2 separate regions of the Homo sapiens genome follow, and region 2 is linked to region 1. The links are chromatin contacts, found by Hi-C or POLR2A ChIA-PET in ENCODE. All regions are on one chromosome and are shown on one strand. Each heading gives the region's core, a stretch centred on a gene start or an enhancer-like site at or near the end of the contact. The rest is flanking DNA. Distances are from core to core; before and after follow the strand shown.

Region 1 (6,666 bases), core at 1,515-4,014:
TGAGGTCACTACTGACAAGGAGGTACCCAATCAAGAGTCTACAATTTTTTTCCTCATTACTTTGCAACTTTTCAGGAGGTGGACAAAGAGGAACAAACTTTTTAATCTAGCTAGACTTCTCTCAAAAATATATAAGCCTAATCCAATATAAGTGGAGAAACCAATCTGTTTTCATTAATCAAACTACTATAACCAGGGACATAAATTATAAATATGAAATTACTAAAATATGCAAAATAGTGCTATTGTTCAATTATCCAATTTGAGAAAAGCATTTATGGTTAACGTTTCAAGTCTAAAAATTGGATAGCTTCCAGATGAGTCATGCTAGAACTATACCAAAATTACCATTTAAAAAACTATGGTTTTGAAAAATGAACATATAAAACAAAACAAAAATAATAACCTCATGCTCCTTTAAAACCAAAAGCAAAAATCCTTTCCTAACTTTCCCCATCAACTTAGGAGTATTTTATACCTATGACAAGAGTATATCAAAAGATTTCTCACTGTTACAAAGTTAGTCAATAAGTTATATATAACAAGTCTTTAAAATATCAAAGGCATCATTTACAGGAGACGGAAAAGAGGGAGAGAACCTGTCAATATTTATCATGTGCTAGTACTTAAAACATTTTTTTTAACTCTAATAAAATTTCCTCATGACCCAGAGCATAAATTCTACTTGTTACTGCCCAACATTTCTGGTACTTCCACCAAAGTATGACTTCCTTTTTACACTCAAGTGGAACCTGGATATTGAAAATGTGAACTGATAAAATCTGTCAACTGAAATATTTTGCAAACTGTATGACTCGATGAAAGAAAAGAAAAAAGATACTACTACAGTCCGCATACCCCTCTAGTCAACTGAAGGCATATTTTCTCAGTAGGGGATCCACAGAATGAAGTGGAAACCAGTTTTTTGTTTTTTGTTTTTTTGAGACAGAGTCTTGCACTCTCACCCAGGCTGGAGTGCAGTGGCACAATCTTGGCTCACTGCAAGCTCTGCCTCCCGGGTTCATGCCATTCTCCTGCCTCAGCCTCCCGAACAGCTGGGACTACAGGCGCCGGCCACCACGCCTGGCTAATTTTTTTTTTGTATTTTTAGTAGAGACGGGGTTTCACCACGTTAGCCAGGATGGTCTCGATCTCCTGACCTTGTGATCTGCCCATCTCAGCCTCCCAAAGTGCTGGGATTACAGGCGTGAGCCACGGCGCCTGGCCAGAAACCAGTCTTAAAACCCTAAACCCATGGCTCTTCCTAAATCACTTACACCTTCTTTCCTGCACCTTATCTAAAATTGAACCATCAGAAACCAATGAACTCACAAGAATGAAGCCCTAACATCAGCAACCCACAAAGAGAGTTTCAATTTTTCATCTTTCTTTTTTTTTGGAGATGGAGTCTCACCCTGTCGCCCAGACTGGAGTGCAATGTGCAATCTCAGCTCACTGAAACCTCCACCTTCCGCGTTCAAGCGATTCTCCTGCCTCACCCTCCCGAGTAGCTGGGATTACAGGCGCTCACCAACATGCTCAGCTAATTTTTTGTATCTTTAGTACAGACGGGGTTTCACTATGTTGGCCAGGCTGGTCTCGAACTCCTGATGACCTCGTGATCCACCCTCCTTGGCCTCACAAAGTGCTGGATTACTGGCATGAGCCACTGAGCCCAGCCCAATTTTTCATCTTTCTAAATTGAGTTTTAGGAAGGCATCAGAAGCACAACTTTAAATGAACTTTATAACACGAAGTAATTTTTTTTGGCTTGTGGTTTCTTAAGCATGAGCATAAATTAAAAATTACCTAAACCTCAAGCCAAAATAAACTTTCCCAATACAACACAGGAAAAAGATTACAAAGCACAGGGAAGAAAAGGTAAAAGCTCTTTTAGAACTCTCCTTTCTCTCTTCACATTTTTTAAAGGTAAAAATTCCCCTAAAATTTGTACATTTAAATATAAAGCTAAATGAGGCCAGATGCCGTGGCTCACACCCGTAATCCCAGCACTTTGGGAGGCCGAGGCAGGTGGATCACGAGGCCAGGAGTTCAAGGGCAGCCTGCCCAACATGGTGAAACCCCATCTCTACTAAAATTACAAAAAATTAGCTGGGCCTGGTGGCAGGCACCTGTAATCCCAGCTACTTGGGAGGCTGAGGCAGGAGAATCACTTGAACCCGGGAGGCGGAGGTTGCGGTGAGCTGAGATCGTGCCATTGCACTCCAGCCTGGACAACAAGAGCGAAACTCCATCTCAAAAAATATATATATATATAATATATATAAAGCTAAATGATAAACATGTGGATATAAAACAACAATTTAGAAACAATCTTGAGATTTCCATGGACTTCATGGATAAGAACCTCAGGATCAATCAAACAAAACTACTGCTTTTTCATGCACCCTAGGCTGCTCACACCCCAAACTCCACCATTTTTTCCACTCTGAAGACAGCTTAAATCTTAACAAAACATAGCTAATGACAACTGCAGAAATAACAGATACATGAACAGACCAATCAATACAACTCACAAGCAAACATTTAAACCACTGGTTCTCAAAAAGAGGTCTATAAACCTGAGAGTCTTCAAAACCGTCTATGAAAGAGTTAGAAGTACCTTCATACTGTATGCCTTTTTCACTGTGCTGACATTTGCATGTTTTCAAATTTCTTAAATTGGGAGGCCATCAGGCTGAGATGGCTCCAGTGCCTTGGCTTCCTACATAAGTGAACTGAAACCCAATGTCAACAGTAAGATGACTAATCAAAACCCACCAACTAACCTCTAACTAGGAACTTTCCACTGTATCATATCCAAATAAGGCAAATGCCTACCCAATCAAGTTATTTCTTTACTTCTGCTTTCAGCCTATAAAAGCCCCAATGCTCAGGCTGCTAAAGTGGAGCACTCTGAACCTCCTCTGGTTTTGACTGCTGCCTGATTCATGAATCCTTTAATGCTCAAATAAACTTAAAATTGTTGTTTAAAGTTTTCAACAATGATGATGCAAAATCAATGGTAGAAAAAGCTGCTTGGGGTCTTAGCATAAGTCCAGACAAGTAATACTGTGGCCACTGCATTCTTCCTCACCAGCCACTTGAAACTTTTTAAAAAGGGGCCAGTCCGTGACAGAGAAGCAGAAAACAATGATTAATTTCATCTTACTCCTTGAGTACATTTCTTTTTTAATATTCAGTGTAAAAGGGAAGTACTCATAAAGCACTTCTGCAGCATAACTTACCTTGTTGAGAGCTAAACTAATCACTTTTATTACGGAATACCATTTTTACTTGAAAGACTAACATCTAAACCATGGTTATTAGGACTTGAACACTGGCAGACATTTTCTCAGAAACGACTAAGACTCTAAGAAAAACTGACAATATAAAATTTGAATTTTCAAGCAAAAATCAAAATTCTGGAAAACCTGTATCCTCCTCCATAAGCTCAAAAACACCTGAATACTTAAAGATGCTTCTGATGCAATCAACAGTGATATTAAAGAATGTGAACTTTAACAAATGTGCCAACTATCTGGAAGATTACAGAACTCAGTGAAGCAATCTTTTCCAAATGACCAATATACCATATCCCATCCCCATCATGGTCCTCTTCCCTGGGTCACCGGGGCAGCCCCATCCTTTGAACGGTGGAGGTAGCCACCCCTAGGGCTCACACACTCTGTGCTCTGGTAGAGATGGTGCTGCCTGTTATCACACCAGAGCCATACCTAAAGTGGCAGAAGAGTATGGTACCAGGCATAATGGAATCTTGCCAAGGTCCCCAAGGTCCCCCATCATTGGTGGCCCCTCCTTTGCATTTAGGGCCTCCTCGCAGGCCCTTGCACTCAAGGCCTGTAATTGATTTCTGAATTGCCTTCAGGGTCTTTTTTTTTTTTTGTCTTTTTTTTTTTGAGACAGGGTCCCACTTAGTTGCCCAGGCTGGAGTGCAGTGGCACAATCATGGCTCACTGTAGCCTGGACCTCCCATGCTCAAGCAATCCTCCCACCTCAGCCTCTTGAGTCACTGGGACCACAGCACATGACACTATGCCCAGCTCATTTTAAAAAATTTTCTGGCCAGGCGCAGTGGCTCATGCCTGTAACCCCAGCACTTTGGGAGGCTGAAGTGGGCAGATCATGAGGTCAGGAGTTTGAGACCAGCCTGGCCAACATGGTGAAACCCCATCTCTACTAAAAATACAAAAATTAGCCAGGTGTGGTGGCACGCACCTGTAGTCCCAGCTACTCAGGAGGCTGAGGCAGAAGAATCGCTTGAACCCAGGAGGCGGAGGCTGCAGTGAGCCGAGATCACACCACTGCACTCCAGCCTGGGTGAGTGCAAGACCTTCCAGCCTCTATCCATTACCCAGTTCCAAAGCAACTTCCATATTTTAGGTATTTGTTACAGCAACACCCACTCCTCAGCACCAATTTTCTTAGTCCATTCACATTACTATAACAAAATGCCATACACTAGGAAACAACAGAAATGTATTTCTCACAGTTCTAGAGGCTGAGAAGTCTGAGATCAAGGCAGCAGCAGATTCAGTGTCTGATGAGGGCCCATTGATAGACTTTTCACTGTGTTACCACTGAGTGAAAGGGCTAAGGAGTCTTCTCTCAGGCTTTTTATAAGGGTTCCAGTCTAACTCATGAGGACCCCACCCCCATGGCCTAATAACCTCCCAAAGGCCCCACTTCCTAATACCAAAACTTCCAGATCATAGCAGCAACAGATTAAATGCAGAAGAAAATGTAAGAATCCTTCACGATAGAAATTCAAGAGGTTTGCAAAAATGTAAAACATTGCTACTAAAAAAGTTTAGGGAATTAGAAAACACAATTACTTTTCATTTAAAAAAAATTACACTAATATGTGATAGGTTTATTGTTACTTTAAAACACTAAATAAGGCCCAGTAATCCCAGCACTTTAAGGAGACTAAGGCTGGAGAATCACTTGCGCCTGGGAGCTTGAGACTGGCCTGGGCAACGTAACGAGACCTTGTATTTACAACAAATATAAAATATTAGTCAGGCATGGTGCTGCATGCCTGTAGTCCTAGCTATTCATCAAGCTGAGGTGGGAGGATTGCTTGAGCCTGAAAGGTCAAGGCTGTAGTGAGTCATGATCATGCCACTGCACTCCAGCCTGGGTGACACAGCAAGACCCTGTCTCAAAAAAATAAAAAATTAACTAAATAATTTTTTCTCAGTTTTAATTCCTAATATAAACACCAATAGATATAACAAACTGAAACAAAAGTTCTTTAGGGTGCCCAATAATTTTTAAGTGTGTAAGGGGATTGTATAACCAAAATATCTGAGAAGCATTAACTTAAAACTAATAAAGGAGAAAGACTTTATTAATAAAAATCCACGAGGTCATAAATAGTTACATTTTAGCTACAAACAGAAGCACCCAGGCCGGGAGAGGTGGCTTATGCCTATAATCAATCCCAACACTTTGGGAGGCCGAAGTAGGCAGATCACTTGAAGCCAGGAGTTCGAGACCAGCCTGGCCAACATGGTGAAACCCCATCCCTATTAAGATTACAAAAATTAGTCAGGTGTGGTGGCGCACATCTGTGGACCCAGCTACTTGGGTGGCTGAGGCGCAATAATCCCTTAACTCTGAAAGCAGAGGTTGCAGTGAGCCAAGATTGTGCCACTGCCCTCCAGCCTGGGCGACAGAGCAAGACACTGTCTCAAAAAACAAAAAACAAAAAAAAAAAAAACAGCATCTTTCCAAACTACAACTTGGCAAAGAAATACTCCCTGTAGTTAAATATTCTCAGTTTTTATTTCTAATATGGTAAATACCAATAAGTATAGTCCACATTAACATAAGCTCATTGGAGTCCTCAATAACTTTTTATAAGGGTACTAATGTTTGTGACCAAAAGTTTGAGAAATGCTAACTTAAATCATCCCCCAAGTGTTTATTTCTCTTAGGATTCCAACATACTTTCCTAGGCTACTTCTGAAGAGAAATACAAAGCAGGCTACCTAATATTTCCAATAAATGTTTGCAAATTACTTCATAGGAATACTCAAAAAGATGACATGTTAATTACGAAAAGTTCAATCTCCAGTTTCAAATTCATTAAGAGCTCCCTATATACTAGGCCCTATGCATTCTAGGGAAATTTCTCCCTGACTTTCCTTTCATCCAAGGTAGATAATCAAACAATATATTTTATATTTCTTCTGTCTCAGAACACTGACACATTTGCTATATATGTAATTTTAATCATATTAAATTGAACATTCAAGAAAATTCCATCTTCCTTCTAAAGCTCCATTTATTCAACAAGTAATACTTTACTGAGTGCCTATTCTGTAGCAGGCACTATCCTAAGTGTTATAAATACATAAGTAAACATAATCCTGCTGTCTCATGGTTTACTTTCTAGTGATGGAAGACAGACAATAACAATAATACATGTATGTTAGATGGTTATAACAGTTATGAACAAAACAGAACAGGGTAAGGGAGATCAAGAATGGAGGATGAGGAGGTTATCACTGATACAGTGACATTTGAGCAAAGAATTGAACATACTGAGAGAACCATGCAGCTATCTAGTGGCACATCTATCCATATAGAAGAACAGTCCAGTGCAAAGGCTCAAGTAGAACATGACTGGTGAATTAA
Region 2 (6,666 bases), core at 11-2,510, 340 kb after region 1:
AGAAAACAGATGTCTTTCAGAGGACTTGCTGCTAAGTGTAATAGTGAAGATTACTTGCATTACTGCTACTTTCCAATCAATTAAAAAAAAGAAATAGAAAACTTTGTATTACAAAGAGATCACAACACGAACGCATTGTTTAAAGCCTCTCCTTTATCCACTTTTTTGCTTGTCTCCCTAAACCATCTGTGATGCTAGCTGAGACTCGAATTTACATAAGAGCCAGAAACCATCAACCCAACCTCTTCACACACTAACGTCTACATTCAATCTCTTTAAAAAAGACTTAAATTTTGGCTCATGTGGGAGGTGGTGGTAGTGGTGGAGACTTAATAAAAGGTGGTTTTGTCTTCCTGAAGTGGAAATATAGCGCCGTCAACATCTTTTCCCCATCTGCCTGTTTCCTCCTTCCCTTTCTGTTTAAGGAAAGTCTAACCACCGCACTTCTCCCCACCTCCCCGCACCTCCCCCCAGGCAAACGCAAGCAACTGAACCGCCTATGATGTCATAATCACAATCCCATTACCTCATCCTGCTGGGGGGGAGGGGGCGGAGAGAGAAGAGAGGGAGTGAACAGCCCTGGGCTATCCTGAGCTTTACAAAGTGTTCTGGGTGAGGGCAAATTACAGAACCAAGTGGAAACGTCCCCGCAACCATTATAAGTCCTGGGTTTTTAAGGTTCAGGCCGATCCGGCAGCTGCAAGAGGGGCTCCTGGGACTCCGAGCAGGCCCTAATCCGCGCTTGGACCACACTTCCCAGCAGCCTTCACGCCGCGGACGGGTCCTTTGCTGGGGGAAGGGGGATTCCTTCGAAGAGGTGGTCGTGGAGGGCGGGGCAGCAGAGCAGGTGAGGGGCACTGTGGCTAATTGCGTGACGCGGCCCGAACCGAGTGGGAGGCTGCAGTTGGGCCGTTGGAGGGAGGGAGGGCAGGGGCGATGCCTTTGTTTACCTTCTTCCGACATGGCCTCCCCCGCGGGTTTCAAGATGTGCCTCCAACTGGGGCCGTCCACTTTCTGCGATATTTTGGAGGGGGTGACTCGTTAGTGAGGAAACCACCCCCATCCCTAAATCAAAGCGCCAGGCTCGTTCCCAACAGCGCTGTCCGAGAGACACTTTGAGAGAGACACGACACGGAGCTGCGCCCTCCATGGGTGGCTTGGGGGGATTCTGCGAGCCGGAGCTGTCCCCCTACTCTCCTCAGGGACTCGTTGGTTCGCGCCAGCGCCTTTTAAGGGCACCGTGGGGCGAACCGAGCGCTCAGAGCTGCTCCGGCCGCGGCCCTGGGAGCTGGAGGAACCGCGGTAGGTGGTGGAGGGCAGGTGGCGCTGGGGCCTCGGGGCGGGCACCTCAACCGTCCCTCCCTCCTTCCCTCTTTCCCCTCCCCCAGCCCGACCGCCCGCGCGGCCGGGCCTCGCTGGCCGCCTCTGCGGGGAGAGCACGGGACCCGGTGGGGGAGGGGGTGGCGGAGTGCTAAGTCCCAGACCCTCCCCATCCCCTGCGTCCTGAGTTCGCTTCCCGCGGCCAGATGATGGAACCTAGTGGGAAGAGGCGAACGACAGCCCCCCTGAGCGAGCCCTGGCGCACCCCCCCCCCCGCCCCGGGGACCAGCGGACGCCCCATGCCCCACCCCGCGGGGACAGGCAGGGCAACAGAGGGAGAGGTTGAAGATTGGAGGGGCCTAGCCTTTTGCTTCTTCATGGGGGTGGGGGGAGGGGTGTTCCCCACTTGTCACCCCTTTCCCCACCAGAACCATATGGAAGAAGAGCAGGCAGATCTCCACCTACCTGTTCATGCAGCTCCCTGCCTTCCTCATGTTTTTCTTCAGTCTCCCCAGGAGGTGTGGGGCTGGGACCTGAGGGGAAGGTCCCCAAAGGGTTTGTGACTCTCCTCCCTGTTGGCCTGACCTGATCCTACCTTGTCTTGGTACAGCACAACCTCAGCATCCCTGAAACAGGAGTGTCAGGGGTTACTGCCATCCAATAGGAGATGGGGTGGGGGTCTGATCTTTATTTTTGGGGGCTGCTGGTGGAGGGAAAGCCTGGACTGAGAGTTAGGTCTGGTGGGGTTGCTGAGAGGGCCTAGCGGCCTGCTGCTCTGTGAAGGGCTGAGCCCCGTGCCAGTTGTTAAACTGAGAAGTTTTAACTTGTTTAGTGAATATTCAGGGCTGTCTCTACCCTTCAGATACACAAAATGGAAGGGGAAGGAAGGCGGCAAGAGAGGGCTTCTTACACTTTTTTCAATGCCTGCTTGAGAAAGAGGAGGCCCCTCGCGGAGCTGGTTTGCCTTCTTTTGTGTCCTGGTTTGATTCCTTATGGCTTCCGTTCTGTTCCCCCTCGCAGCCTGGCCTGTTTTAGGAAACTCAGGCTGAGAGTATCAGTTGCGTGGTGGTAGTTGCATTGTTCCAATTACCACTGTGTGTGGCCACATCCCAACAATTAAAATGCAGAAAAACACAAATTCACTGTCTTGACTTGATCCTAGAGGTGGCTGGGAGTTTGCTGTTTGTCCAAATGCCTCATGAAAAGCTGGAGAGTTTGCTTCATTCCCTGCTCCTCATAGCTGGTTAGCCTGAGGCCTGGGGTCTCTAGGGTAAAATCCTGCACTTAGGTTCCCTCTCTGGTTGATCTTTGAGGGCAGCAGAGTTAAGAAACCAAGAGCAGAAGTGATATAAGCTTTAGCTTCTCCCGTAAGAATATAGGGGAAGCAGCTGAAGAGAGCTCCCCGGAAGCTAGAATTTTGTTCAGGGTGGTAATAATTATGCATGAAAATGATAGTTAACTGTAATGATGATTGACTTCTCTTGCACCTTTCTTCCAGAGAACTCCAGGTACATCCAGGTTTATCTCTTTGCTCTTCCTTGTGCCCTCCTTCTAAGGTGTGAGTGGGGTAGAGATAATTCCTCTTTTTTGTAGAGTGATCTGCCCCCAAGGTCACAGAAGGAAGAGCCCTCTTGGGCTTTTCTTAGTGTGCAGGTGAGGGAGGATGGTATTCAGCCAGAGAGATGGACCCTATTGCCTTCTTCATCTTATTGATTTCATTACTTCTGACATTCTGAGGCCTTGAAGATTCACAAACGGGAACGAGAAATGGTAGTCTGTGTGGACTCCTGATTTTTATAGGTCAGATGGTACATTTTGTACATTTTAATATGTTATATTGTTCCTGTGACAGGTTAAGATTATTCTGCCCACTTTACATATGGGTAAACTGAGGCCAAGGAGTATTAAATGATTTGTCAAAACTCTTAGCAAATTGGATTAATAATTAGATTTCTTGATGATTTGTTCTCTTGACTAGCTAATGCTACACACATTCTCTGGTAAGCTGTCAGCTTGCTGCTCATTTCCGGGAATAGATAGAACAAAATCAAGACACTGGCTTAACCTCCCCTTTTCCCTTGAGCAAGGCCCCTCAGGTAATTGTGTGGGCTTGAAGCCTGTTATCTGATACAGTTAGTTTGCTTCTATCAGAAGTTGACCACGAGAAAGAATCTTGGTTAACTGTATCCATGGACTTTGCATCAGATGAGGCTAAAAACTTAGTTGAACAGTCATGGAGTTGTTGTTTACGACGTCTGTAGAGTTGAAATGTATTGGAATTACCCTGACCATTTCTTTATCTTCCCATTTGATAAGAAAACAAACACTGTATCTATTGGAAAACAATAATATATCAGATGTTTAGGCTGTGGGAGGACATAAAATCCTATGTACTCAGGTCTAAAGCAGAAAGTCTTGCCTACAACCACTGTTCTTCCTTGTTCTCTTATTACTATTTCTGTAGTTTAGGAGAAGGGTACCTCTTTTCACTTCTGACTGGAAGATAAAATACTGGGCTGATCTTGATGGAAATAATCATTTGGGCATCCCTCTCTCTCACTTGAGCAGCTGTTTTCTAAGTGGTGCTGGTATTCCAGTTAGAAACAACAGAGCATGAACCAGTTTAAGGGTAGCAAATAAGTTTCAACTTGATTGCCAACTCTATTTTATTTCATATCTGGACTGCCAAGTTCATAATTTCTGAAGCTGTGTTTAGGCTTAGCTGGAAAGAGCTGTGATCAATTGATGTCTGCCAGAGGCCTGGCTTAGGGGTGCTGTGGTATGTGTGCCATGCATTTTCCATCTCTGGACCAGGTGCATCTCTAATATCACTTGGGGCTGGTCCCTCTAATTGGCAGACTCAGCAGGCATGACTGGAGAGGGAAGTCCCAATGGTGCTAGAATGGTGCTGCAGTGGCAGAAGACGGCTCACAAGTGAGGTCTGGAAGAACAACAGGGAAGACATCCATCATTTGCTCCAAAGTGTGCAAGTCAAATCCTGGGGAGAATCATGATAACCCTGATCACTGAGCAGCTACAGAAGCAGACTCTGGATGAGCTGAAATGCACACGCTTCAGCATCAGTCTGGTAAAAGACCAGTCTTCCTGCTTCTCCACGACCCCCTCCCCCTTTTTTCTGAGGCTGATTGTTGCTATTACTTTACTCTTGTCCTGTGCTGTATGAATCATGGTACTTAACCTGGAAGAGCCCACTAATGGCTCAAAACCCAGCCCAAAAGGAAGGGGGCAGGGATTTTTCCACCGATAGAGAAGGGACAGCAAAACTTGGGTGGAGAAGGGTTTGAGATGTTGGAAGATGTGGATTGTTTGACTTACTAACTTTGGGAAGACAAGAGGAAGAACACTTAATGTCCCTAACATCCCTGTAGCTCATGAATCGCAGAGGAGAACTGAAGAGGGCTTCCTAGAAATCTGTCAGTGTGTCCTGAATCCAAATCATGATGGATATTCTCTCTTTCTTAGCCTTTGCCTGATCATGCAGACATCTCCAACTGTGGGAACTCTTTCCAGCTTGTGTCTGGTAAGGCATCGTGTGTGTTTGTGTACGTGTGTGTACCCATTCCTCTCTCCACACATTTCTATCATTGGTTTCCAGTGACCAGGGCTAGCGAGCCTACCTCTAGAACCTTCTTGCCAGGGTCAACTTCTGAGATTGACAGTTGTCTTTCATGTTCTAGCATGAAAGTTATCTGGTTGGTTTGCTCTTATTCTAGCTTTGTGGGGACTTGTATAATCTAATTTTTTGAATAGGTAATACATTCACATGGTTCAAAATTTAAAAAATAACAACAAAAAGGTTATGCTGAGAAAAGTCTCTCTTACTCTCCCGTTCCCTATCTACCCAGCTTCTACCACCTCCCTAAAAGTATTAGTTTCTTATACAGTATATGTGACTAGAATTTCTTTATATAAAAAGAAGCAAATGTATATATTTATTTCCTTTCTTTTTTAAGTTCTCGGATACATGTGCAGAACGTGCAGGTTCGTTACATAGGTGTACATGTGCCATGGTGGTTAGCTGCATCTATTTTATTTCCACGTTTTTAACACAAAAGGTTGCATACTATATATTATTTTGTACCTTTAAAAAAAAAAATGGGACCGGGCCTAGTGGGTCACACCTATAATCCCAGCACTTTGGGAGGCCAAGGTGGGCAGATCACCTGAGGTCGGGAGTTCAAGACCAGCCTGACCAACATGGAGAAACCCCATCTCTACTAAAAATATAAAATTAGCCAGGCGTCGTGGCGCATGCCTGTAATCCCAGCTACTCGGGAGGCTGAGGCAGGAGAATCACTTGAACCCAGGAGGTAGAGGTTGCGGTGAGCCAAGATTGCGCCATTGCACTCTAGCCTGGGCAACAAGAGCAAAACTCTGTCTCAAAAAAAAAAAAAAATTGCTGGGCACAGTGGCTCATGCCTGTAATCCTAGCACTTTGGGAGGCCGAGGTGGGCGGATCATGAGGTCAGGAGTTCGAGACCAGCCTGGCCAACACAGTGAAACCCTGTCTCTACTAAAAATACAAAAATTAGCCTGGCATGGTGGTACACACCTGTAATCCCAGCTACTCGGGAGGGCAAGGCAGGAGAATCACTTGAACCCAGGAGGTGGAGGTTGTGGTGAGCCCAGATCATGCCACTGCACTCCAGCCTGCACAACAAAGCAAGACTCCATCTCAAAAAAAAAAAAAACAAAAAACAAAAAAAACTTTAATATAGCTAGGAGATCTTTCCCTATCAGAATGCTGAGTATTCATTCCCTTGTTATATATAGCTACATATTATTACACTGCATAGATGTACAGTGGCTTATTTAATGAGTTTTCTATTGATGTGCATTTAGGTTATTTCTAATCTTGTTTGGATACATAAAACTGTAGTGGGCCAGACGTGGTGACTCATGCCTGTAATCCCAGCACTTTGGGAGGCCGAGGTGGGCAGATAGCATGAAGCCAGGAGTTCGAGACCAGCCTGGCCAGCATGGTGAAACCCCGTCTCTATTAAAAATACAAAAATTAGCTGGGCATGGTGGCAGGCGCCTGTAATCCCAGCTACTCAGGAGGCTGAGGCAGGAGAATCCCTGGAATCCAGGAGGCGGAGGTTGCAGTGAGCCGAGATCGCACCCACTGCACTCCAGCTTGGGCAACAGAGCGAGATTCCATCTCAAAAAAAAAAAAAAGAAAGAAAAAAGAAACTGTAGTGAATAACCTTGTACATATGTCATTTTTTCACATGTGAAAATATATCTGAGGTATAAATTCGTAGATTATTAATTACTGAGTTAAAGGGCCCCTGATCGTAGGGACATTTAGATGGAGGCATCACT

The links. Hi-C counts contacts between places; a loop is a spot of excess contacts on that map. ChIA-PET counts read pairs that join two places held with the same protein, here RNA polymerase II (POLR2A). Pooled maps may share reads with other maps.
Region 2: a loop to region 1 is called in a pooled map, with 2.9 times the contacts of the local background. The contact joins the promoter of FAM53C here to the enhancer-like site in region 1. A Hi-C loop is called at or near these places in 1 of 50 pooled maps. POLR2A ChIA-PET finds 5 or more read pairs at or near these places in 2 of 52 experiments (HEK293 and naive thymus-derived CD8-positive, alpha-beta T cell).

The regions. Positions count from the first base shown.
Region 1 is chr5:137,995,212-138,001,877 of GRCh38, forward strand. All of the region lies in intron 7 of FAM13B (family with sequence similarity 13 member B), which reads right to left. Among named protein-coding and RNA genes, the nearest start is that of FAM13B-AS1, 34 kb to the right of the region's middle. Within about 2 kb of position 2,765, at least 2 of the 41 ENCODE cell types and tissues checked have a DNase peak (open chromatin) inside an H3K27ac peak, as active enhancers do.
Region 2 is chr5:138,337,006-138,343,671 of GRCh38, forward strand. FAM53C (family with sequence similarity 53 member C) reads left to right here and starts at 1,261. Exons shown (of 5, transcript NM_016605.3): 1 at 1,261-1,302; 2 at 4,179-4,408; 3 at 4,804-4,861. The coding sequence starts at 4,331. LOC100128966 (a long non-coding RNA gene) reads left to right here. Exons shown (of 4, transcript NR_146628.1): 4 at 1-141. It also overlaps a transcript of CDC25C not described here. RefSeq lists enhancers at 411-490, 661-1,140 and silencers at 1,221-1,570, 1,621-1,710.